Linked DNA regions of Homo sapiens: region 2 is linked to region 1. A link is an interaction called in ENCODE POLR2A ChIA-PET data of the cell type or tissue named here. Cell type or tissue: PC-3. All regions are shown on one strand.

Region 1 (5,000 bases):
CACTATTGTTTCCTTTGTTGCTGTAAAAAAATGCAAAGAATTAAAATATACTTTTTCTTATGAGAACTTAACTAGGAGATGAGGAAGTGAATGATAAAAGGAGGATGTCCCAATTTGCAGGTTATCCAAGTTTCTTCTTCTCTGGCCTATTTTTTCTGACCTGTTTTACTCCTACTTTGCCTTCCAAAGGATGATCAGGACCAATTTCCCATGTACTAATCTTGAGCCTCATAAGAACACAAGGAATGCCACCCAGGATGAGAGAAATAGTTTATTTTCACAGTGCCACCAAAGGACAAGGAGATAAAAGATTGTTGGGCATGGTCCTCTGTGATGGCCTCAGTGGCTGGGGCTTGTCACTAATTTTAGTAACCCTACTATTGATCAGAAGTACACCAAAATTCAAAACTTTTTGGAATAAAAAAAAGAAGCTTATCAGTTTGATGACTTTCTACTTTATAGAAATTATAATCATTTTCATCATATGGGGCTGGAAAAATCTACATTTCTGGATTTACAAAGCAAGTGCAGAATTACCTGATTTGGTTGCTTAGCTATGCTGGTCTGTAGCCTGTACCTAAGTTTTTGACCATTTCACTTGGAAAAGAAGAAAGGAAAGGGAAAGGAAAAGAAGGAAGAAAATAAATTGACTGAATGAAAATAAAGAGGAGAGGAGTGGAGGGAAGGAAGGGAAGAACAGGAGAGAAGAGGAGAAAAGAAGAAAAGAAAGAAAAGAAGGAACAAATAAACTGACTGAACAATTGAAAATATGCCCAGCACTTGAAACAGCCTTTGTCTCTTTCATGGTGATGCCAAGAAGTCATTCAAAATGAAAATCATGGAACATAAACAAGACTCTCAAAGGAAGGACAGAGAAACACTAATTCTCTGTTTACCAAGCCATTGATGGAAAAGGCGTTAGTGATGGAACAGGCTTTAGTGATGGAACAGGCGTTAGTGGTTAAGCTTTTCAAAGCATGTTCACACACTGTCTATCTTAGTCCTGACAATAACCCTGAAAGGCAGGCAGAGCAGTTATGATCATTTCCATCCTACAATGGAGGAAATGGAGGCTAAGGTCAGAAGGGCAATGAACAATGGAGTCAAAAATAAACTAAGTAATAAATGAAAAAACAACAACAGGGAAATTGGTAAAGTGAAACAGGAAGAGAGAAACGAGGCATGAGCAAAAAGTTAAGAGAGATGACCTGTTTGATGGAGAGGGAGGAAAACAACCTAGATGAAGCAGAGACTTCTGACTGGGCACAGAGGGAAAGGTGGGCCAAGGGAGGTAGTGGAGTTTGGGCTTAATTTTGAAACTCCATACAAAGCCACATTAAATTATTTTTTAACCACGCTGAAACTACAGGCAAAATATAGTACAGACAACATCCTTGTGCTCTCTGTAATCTCTATGAAGCATGTATGAACTGTTCCTTCAGCAACCCTCAGTACTATTATTAGTATTATTCCCATTTTACTATAAGGAAACTGAAGTACAGAGGTTACATAAACTGCCCAAGGTTGTGAAGGTAATAAGGGGCACAACTGGTATTTGAATGAAGCAGGCAGGATTCAGAGTTCATGCCCTTAAGCACTGCAATATAATATTCCTCTAAACAAAAGGAAGATTCTTCGCGAAGTGCCTTTTAGCAGGTCTCCTATGCTACACCTTGCCAATTACTGAAAGAGTCTATTCTCGTGAGAGATAACAACAAAGACAATTCGAGTTGTGGAATTTTTACTTGCCTATTCAGTGGAATCCATAAAGAGCCAACACATGTACTGTTATAAGTGGAATGTCTAACATCTGAAATCTTCAGAGGCTTCAAATTATATGCATACAACAATAAAACCTATAAGAAAAATAAAAGGGGTATAAAATGTGACATCAAAATTAGAGTTTAGCTCAAAAACTACAGCATTAGTTCACAAAATAATATCACTGTACTTTGAAAAGTATTTGTTTAGAAGAGAAAAATTGGGTTTTCAATTCACCTGAAAGAGAAATGATGTGAACCAGAATTGTACAAAGGTTGTAGGATGAAAATAAATACTATTTGGTAACAATATGATATTATTTTTGAAGAGTGACATTTTGTATTGCAATTAAGTTTATATTTCAGCTTTTGAAGGCCCTCTACAGTAAGTATTAAGCATACACCTGGTAAATAGCCAACTTTGTTCCTTGTTACTTCTCAATGTGTACCGTTCCCATAAGTGGGCATAGTCATTTCTATGAGTTCACTTATGCTGTTGCCTTCCTCTTCTCTCCATTTATCCAATCCACACACAGCTTTCTAGCCACCACAGCTAAGATGAAACGTCCCTTGATGATTCATGCTCTAGTAATTTCCCTGTTGTTTGGATTCTGACAATTCTTAGAGTCAGTTGCATAAGTTATAGCACCTACTTAGTTATGGATTTGTAGCGTTTGAGAGTCACAGAAGCTTAGAGATAATCTGGTCTAATTCCTTCATTTCAGATATAAGAAAGCTATTGTCCAGAGCTGCCAATCAAAACCGAGTAATTAGGCATATTGAGGCTCAGAGAACAGAGCCCCAAAGTAACAAAGGACGTTAGAAGGCCTTAGAAACTACCTCAGAACCAAGACCTTTTAACCCAGCACAGGTAGGGGCTCTCTCAGGAGGTTCCCGTATCTGCCTGAGAAAACTTCTTCCAAAAGACGTACAATAGTCTTGAAGCTCCCTTTCTAGGAATCTCATTAAATAACCAAGAAAGATTAAGCACCAGAGAGGAGAAAAGACTAAAAGTCATCACCAGGCCCACACAGAGTTTTTGTCTATTCTTCTGAGGGCAGCTTGGAGAGATTGCCTGGGAGACTTTATCTGCATAATCGGACAACCTTTGTTTGCAGTGTTGTGCTACCGCTCTTCTTCCCATAACTTCCCACAAGCTATTGTCTGTTCTTGGTCCCATTCAAACAGATCATTCAAAAACTATGGTCTACCCTTTGGGTCCATTCAGTTCCGGTATGAGTAATTGGGTAATCATTCTCTTGTTATTTTCCTGTGCTTATACACATTACTAAATTTGTATGCTTTTTCTCCTGTTAAGCTATCTATTGTCAGTATTATTTTGGTAGACTTTATTAGACCCAAATCTTTAGAAGAGGAGGAAAAAACTCTCTTCACCCCTAAAAGCACATGCCTTTACCTCTGCTTCCTCACAAAGTAAACTAAGATAAGAGTAAAGGTATTTTTAAAAGGCGTAAGTACACAAGGACAGAAAGAACACAAGAGGAGATGAAGCAGACAAAAGATGTTAGCAACACTATGAAGGACAGAAAGCACCTGGAAGAACAAAGCTGACTCAGCAGAAAGGAAAGGCTGTGTCCTAAGTGTTTTCAGAGGGGTTGCCAACAACAAGCATGACTGAGAACACCGAGAAGCTCAGGAACTGGAGGCTCAGGTACCTTTAAAGGCAGGAGTAGGTGGCACTGCAAACAGGGAGTAACATTAGACAACCTCCCTTTCATCTGGGTGGGTACAACCTGGAGACTCCTCCTTTCCCTTGCCTCCTCTCTCCCGGCTGAACTTCTTCTATTTTGCTCTCTGCTTATGTTAAATCAGAGAGGATCTATGCTAAGGGACGTTAGGTACAACGCTCAGGTGCTTTACTAAAAACATTGGAATTAAGTGAAAGTCTGTATTCTGAATGAGAGACATCCTGCTACCCCACAACAGCCCCTTCTCAGAATGTAGTAAATTAGGCAGGAGTCTAACAGAATTGTCTTTGGGGAAACTGATATGTCAAAGAGAAAAGACCTACAGGTGCTGAAATTTCATCATCCTCCAGTGAAACTACTGCCTCCTTCTGCAGTTATCCTGTAATGAGGCCCACAAGTCAATATCTAACTAAATATGCTTTTTAGTGTTTCACTTCAAACATAAGTAGACAGTCAAGAGTCACTAGACAGGAAATGAAAGGCAAAAACTAAAACTAACAGAAGGGAAATTGCAGAATAAGATATAAGACAAAGATCAGGAGAAAACTCCAATGAAACCATAATTAATATCCTCAGATAGAAGAAAGACAACATTGTATCTGTGAAACAAGAACAGGATACTAACAAAATGGGACAATCAGAGAACAAGGAAGACTACTTAAAAATAAAAATATGATCAAAACAACTAAATAATCAAGAAAAGATTGAAAATATAAAGTTGAATCCATCTCCCCAAAAGTGAAACCTAAATTTAAAAACGTAGATAATAGGGAAAAAAATGAGAAAAGTAAACACTTAATCCAATTGGTTCAATAACTGAATAATAGAAATTCCAAAAGGTACTAAGATAATCAGAGGGAGGAAATTATTAAATAAAAAAAGGCCATGAACTGAAGAATATTACTTTCCATTTTGAAAGGGCCACCCTAAATATCCAGCACAACAGATGAAAGACTCACACCAATGCGCATCATGGAATTTCAGTACATACGGGACAGAGGGAAGACTGAGAGCTAGCAGAGTCACAAATAAAGAACTAGGAATCAGAATGGGATCAGACTTCTCAACAGCAATGCAAGATTGCAAGTGGAATAATGCCCCTCACATTTTCAGGGAAAATAACTGTCAGCCTAGAATTTTATGCCAAGAAAACAATGAATTAAGCATTAAAATAAAGATCTTTTGTTAGACATTCAAGGTCTTTTTACCTCCTGGGTAATCTCAGTTAGTTTGCTGCAACCCTGTTAGCATATAAGGGGAATGTAGTCATGGTATTGGCCCTTGGACAAACCTGAATAAAATGTGTTAACCAGTAATTGACGCAGTCCTGTTCTAGGGTCTGAAACACACCAGGGAGCAGCCTATAACATCTGGTCTGCATTTTTTATAGAAAATGTGCATACTAATGATTGGCAGCTGGATCTATTATCTTCACTTCTATTATTAAGTCTGGGCTCACACGTGTTTTTGACTACATAAACAGAGATATAAAAGGCTCCTCCTCAGATAAGAGAGCAGCTTGAGACCACGA
Region 2 (5,000 bases), 420 kb after region 1:
ATGTCCCTTAATATTATAACAGTTATCTGTGAACACAAAAATTTTTACCCTATGATTTTCTTTGTTATTGTCTACTAATGCTGAATATTTATAAGACATTACATTTTGAATCTTTATTGATGTTTCCTAGTCTTTAGAAAATTTTACCGTCATGGGCTAGCATTCTTTTACATGGCATTTAGATTTCCAGGATGTTCTTTGTATTTTTTGTTTGTTTGTTTGTTTTGTTTGTTTTAGACTTTCAGGATGGATAATTACTTTATTGCTATATTGTAAAAATTATATTCTCTAGGGAATTTTACCTGTTTAAAAAATTGTCTCAGTTTTCATACATGGGAAGGATGAATAGTTTTAGGTTCTTTTGAATTTTGAATGGATAATTTTTGCCTAAACTTTTAAACAGGAAATCGGTATTTAAAGTATATTTCATAAAGTGATAATGGCATTTTGCATTTTAAATGCAGAAGATAAACAATAGGTTTATGGCATTTAAAAATGTGCTTTATGTAGCATTTTTGAAGTTAAAAAAACTGCCTGTAATAGCGAACCTAGTGTAGTTCACTAGCATTCAATCTACAATGTTGGCAATTTCTTTGAACTGATGGGGAGAGGACCAGTTAGACTGGCTTTTAAGAATTTTTATTGTCATCAGTGGATTCTTTGTCATTATTTTGCTTCCAATATAGTTAGTTGGTGGTTACTTTTGATATCTGCAAAATATTGACCTGGCAAGAGGAATTGCCAAGGGCCAGAGAAGTGTATTGAATATACCTCAGTGTAGTTTATTGTTCCCAGCCTGTCTGCCTCTCCCTGTTGGCCAACATGGAAAATCAATAGACATCTACCAGTAAATCTAATAAGTAATGTTACCGTGTTCTGCAGTAACCTGCAATACTGAATACTGTTTGAGGATGTAGATTTACAGATCTATGGCATATTGGGATGAGGTGAAAATTATCTTGCTCTCCAAAGTCTCCTTTTGAAAATATTTTTTGATATCACCTTATTTTACTTGGGGTACTATAACAAAATACCATACATTGAGGTGGCTTAAAACACAGACGTATTTTCTCACAGGTCCGGGGCTGGAAGTCTGAAATCAGCTAAGCACCTGCCCTCTCAGCTGTCTTCTCCCTGGGCACTCTTAAGTCCTTTCCTCCCTGTCTGCAGGTGAAGTGGGAGGGAGGGGAGGGAGAGGTGAGGATGTCTTTTTCTTTTCTACTTAAAAGGGCACAAATCCCGTCATGAGAGGGTCTCACTCTTAGGACCTAATCTAAACCTAATTACTTCCCAAAGGTCCACCTCTAATAGCCATCACACTGGGAGGTTTGGACTTCAACATGTGAATTTTGGGGGTACACAGATCTTCAGTCCATAACATAAACTTTGTGAAAGAAATTAACGTTAATTATTTACCTCCTCTACTAGGCACTATGCTAAGTATTATTTTGTGAAATCCTCACAATAAGCGCTTCATATAGGTATTCTGCCTGTTTTCAAATGAAGAAACAAAGACCTTAGGTTAAGTCATTGTTTCCAGGGACCGACCTCTGTGGTAACATTGACATTCCAGTTTAGGCATTCAAACCACTACTCTACACTGTCTCCATGAGGATGAGATGTTAAAAAGTCAATGTTACTGTCTGCACTCTATAAACAATGAGTGAGATATTAGAAAAGCTCATCAAAATGCGATTTAAAGTACATTGAACTGGTTTTACTACATTAAAAGATTGCAGTATATAAAATATGTAAGGTAGGACATGTTGCTCAAAATGAATTAAAAATCAAGATGCTAAAAAAATTTAAAACATTTATATGGGCGAGGCATGGTGGCTCACGCCTGTAATCCCAGCACTTTGAGAGGCTGAGCCGGGCAGATCACAAGGTCAAGAGTTCCAGTCCGGCCTGGCCAACATGGTGAAACCCGGTCTCTACTAAGAATACAAAAATTAGCTGGGCACGGTGGTGCATGCCTGTAATCCCAGCTACTCGGGAGGCTGAGGCAGGAGAATTGCTTGAACTTGGGAGGCAGAGGTTGCAGTGAGCCAAGATCGCACCATTGCACTCTAGCCTGGCGACAGAGCAAGACTCTGTCTCGGGGGAAAAAAATTATAGATTTTTTGAATAAATAATAAATAAAAATAAAATAATAAATATTTTTTGTCTACCTTTTTTTTTTCTTTTTTTTTTTTTGAGACGGAGTCTCTCCCTCAGTTGGCCCAGGCTGGAGTGCAGTGTTGCAGTTGCGTGATCTCAAGCTATTCTCGTGCCTCAGCCTCCGGAGTAGCTGGGACCACAGGTGGTGTGAGCTTCCACGTCCAACTAAATTTTGTATTTTTAGTAGAGATGGGTTTTCACCATGTTGGCCAGGCTGGTCTCGAACTCCTGACCTCAGGTGATCTGTGCACCTCGGTCTCCCAAAGTGCTGGGATTACACGTATGAGACACCGTACCCGTGCTTCTCTACCTTTTAATAACACATTTTTGTTTCTTTTTATGCATTTGTTAGTGTAAATATGTTCAAGAATACTCTACATTTTGTGTACATGTTTGTAAACAAGGGAAAAGGACCCAAAGATAATTTCTCTTTCATTGTATTCTAGTTCAGTTACTAACTTTGGCCTTCTCAAGTCATATTAATCTACTATTCTTATAATTGATGGGTAATGTTTGTTATTAGTATGTGTTAATATTCAATAATGTAAACAACGTTGGTAAATACTTGTGAGAAATTTTTTTTTTTTTTGAGATGGAGTCTCACTCTGTTGCCCAGGCTGGAGTGCAGTGGCGTGATCTTGGCTCACTGCAACCTCCGCCTCCCGGGTTCAAGTGATTCTCCTGCCTCAGCCTCCCGAGTAGCTGGGATTACAGGCGTGCACCACCATGTCCAGCTAATTTTTGTATTTTTAGTAGAGATAGGGTTTCACCATGTTGGCCAGGCTGGTCTTGAGCTCCTGACCTCATGATCTGCCTGCCTTGGCCTCCCAAAGTGCTGGGATTACAGGTGTGAGCCACTGCACCTGGTCTATACTTGTGAGAAACTATCAAGTAACAGCATTGAAGCCCTTATCACTCCAAATTTAGACTTGCTCTTCTTTAAATTAGTTAATATGTGTTTTTTAGTATTATTTTAGAATAAACATTTTTTGAAGTATAACAACTTAGATTTTAGTATTTTATATTATTGACTTGTAATGTTATTTCTGGTGGAAAAAGAAGCTTTTCATTGAGTATGTGTGTGTGTGTTTGTGTTTGTTAAGATACAGGGTCTCACTCTGCCACCCAGGTTGATTGCAGTGGTGTGATCACTGCTTCTTGTAGCCTTGATCTCTGGGGCTCCAGTGATCCTCCCACCTCAGCCTCCCAAATAGCTGGGACTACAGGTTCAGCGCCACCAGTCTTGGCTAAGTTTTGTGTTTTTAGTAGAGATGGGGTTTTGCCATATTGCCCAAGCTGTTCTTGAACTCCTGAGCTCAAGCAATCTGCCTGCCTCAGCCTCCCAAAGTGCTGGAATTACAGGTGTGAGCCACTGTGCCCAGATTTTTTACTGATTCTGAAGTAAAATTGGATTCCTTAGACTTAAGCACCTTGAGTCTGACCTATTAAATTAGCTTTTTTTTTTTTTTTTTTTTTTTTTGAGGCGGAGCCTCACAGGCTGGAGTACAATGGCACAATCTTGGCTCACTGCAACCTCCACCTCCCGGGTTCAAGCGATTCTCCCTGCCTCAGCCTCTCGAGTAGGTGGAATTACAGGTGTCTGCCACTATGCCCTGCTAATTTTTGTAGTTTTTAGTAGAGATGAGGTTTCACTATCTTGGCCAGGCTGGTGTTGAACTCCTGACCTCGTGATCCACCCGCCTCAGCTTCCCAAAGTGCTGGGATTACAGGTGTGAGCCACTGTGCCTGGCCTTAAATTGGTTTTAAGAAGTGGTCCTTTATGTCTCAATTTGAGTTAATAAATTTAATTTTTCAATTAACTCAGGTTTGCAGTTGGTATTTTTAAAGCATTTGTTACGTCCTCAATATTGTATTAGCCGTTATCTGTGTTGTAACAATATAATTTAATGTGGCAATATTGTAACATATAAGATAACAGCAATGTTGGTTGTCTGAGTATTCTGTCCACAGCCTTCTTTCCAGGTTTTATGTGTTCCTGGCAATCTGGTCTATATTTAGGGCTTTGTTCTCATCACCCATATGCAATAATCTCCACCTCTTTATTTCTAATCTAGACCTCTTTTTCTGAGTTGCATTCCAGCTTCCTACTCGATATTGCCTTAGTGCTCCCTTACCTAAACTGAACTCGAATCCCCTATTTCTGTTCCCAATTTCAGTGAATGGTACCACTGTCAGCCTAGTCACGTAAGCCAAAAACTTTGGCAGCTTCTTTCTTACGCTTTTCTGTTATGCTCATTTCCCCTTAGTCCAGTTAGTCACACCAAGTCCTGTTAATTTTAATTCCTAAATATCTTTTAAATTTATTTTTTCCTGTGTCACTTTCTTACGTAAGGGTTTTGGAATGTCTTATCTGATTTACTGGCTCCAGTTTTGTCCCATTTTAATCTAACCATATTCTTTCTTTATGTTTATATATGTATCTTATTTTATCCTTTTTTCCGTACTGCCGTCCATTCATCCATCCATGTCTGAAGTACCTGCCTACTCTGTACTAGACACTATGGTAGGGGCTAGGATACAAAGATGAAGAAACTGGTATGTTGATATTACAATGCTATGACACTTGTAGAGAAATTCTCATTTTTAAGCCCAAACGTCTCTTTCTCCAACGTGATCTTTGTTCCATTCTGACAGTTATGGTGGTTCTGCTATATAGTATTTATGTATACTGTAGTACTTAATATGTTATGTTGTAATTAATTATTTTCAGGTCTCTCCCTCTTTTGGCTGGCGTTGTGCTCCAGAGAGGCCGTGTTTTTTTTCATTTCTGTATTTCTTCCCGTATTATCATACTCTTAAATTGAATAAAGTGATGGAAT

What was found. ChIA-PET counts read pairs that join two places held together with the same protein. Peaks named below come from ENCODE experiments on the same cell type or tissue, not always from the same donor. Only the 100,000 strongest peaks of a DNase experiment are listed, where the experiment ranks them.
Region 2: POLR2A ChIA-PET joins it to region 1 with 12 read pairs; 1 of 35 experiments calls an interaction of 5 or more read pairs at or near these places.

What each region holds. Positions count from the first base shown.
Region 1 is chr12:96,808,592-96,813,591 of GRCh38, reverse strand. It overlaps CFAP54 (cilia and flagella associated protein 54), which reads right to left. Exons shown (of 68, transcript NM_001306084.2): 64 at 1,750-1,856. Among named protein-coding and RNA genes, the nearest start is that of NEDD1, 96 kb to the left of the region's middle. In PC-3, CTCF peaks have their summits at 1,945 and 2,146; DNase peaks (open chromatin) are centred at 2,291, 2,941 and 3,331; H3K4me3 peaks cover 1,516 bases; H3K27ac peaks cover 3,625 bases.
Region 2 is chr12:96,391,995-96,396,994 of GRCh38, reverse strand. The region is part of intron 1 of CDK17 (cyclin dependent kinase 17); the gene reads left to right. Among named protein-coding and RNA genes, the nearest start is that of CDK17, 5.9 kb to the left of the region's middle. In PC-3, no CTCF peak of the experiment used is centred here; no DNase peak of the experiment used is centred here; H3K4me3 peaks cover 518 bases.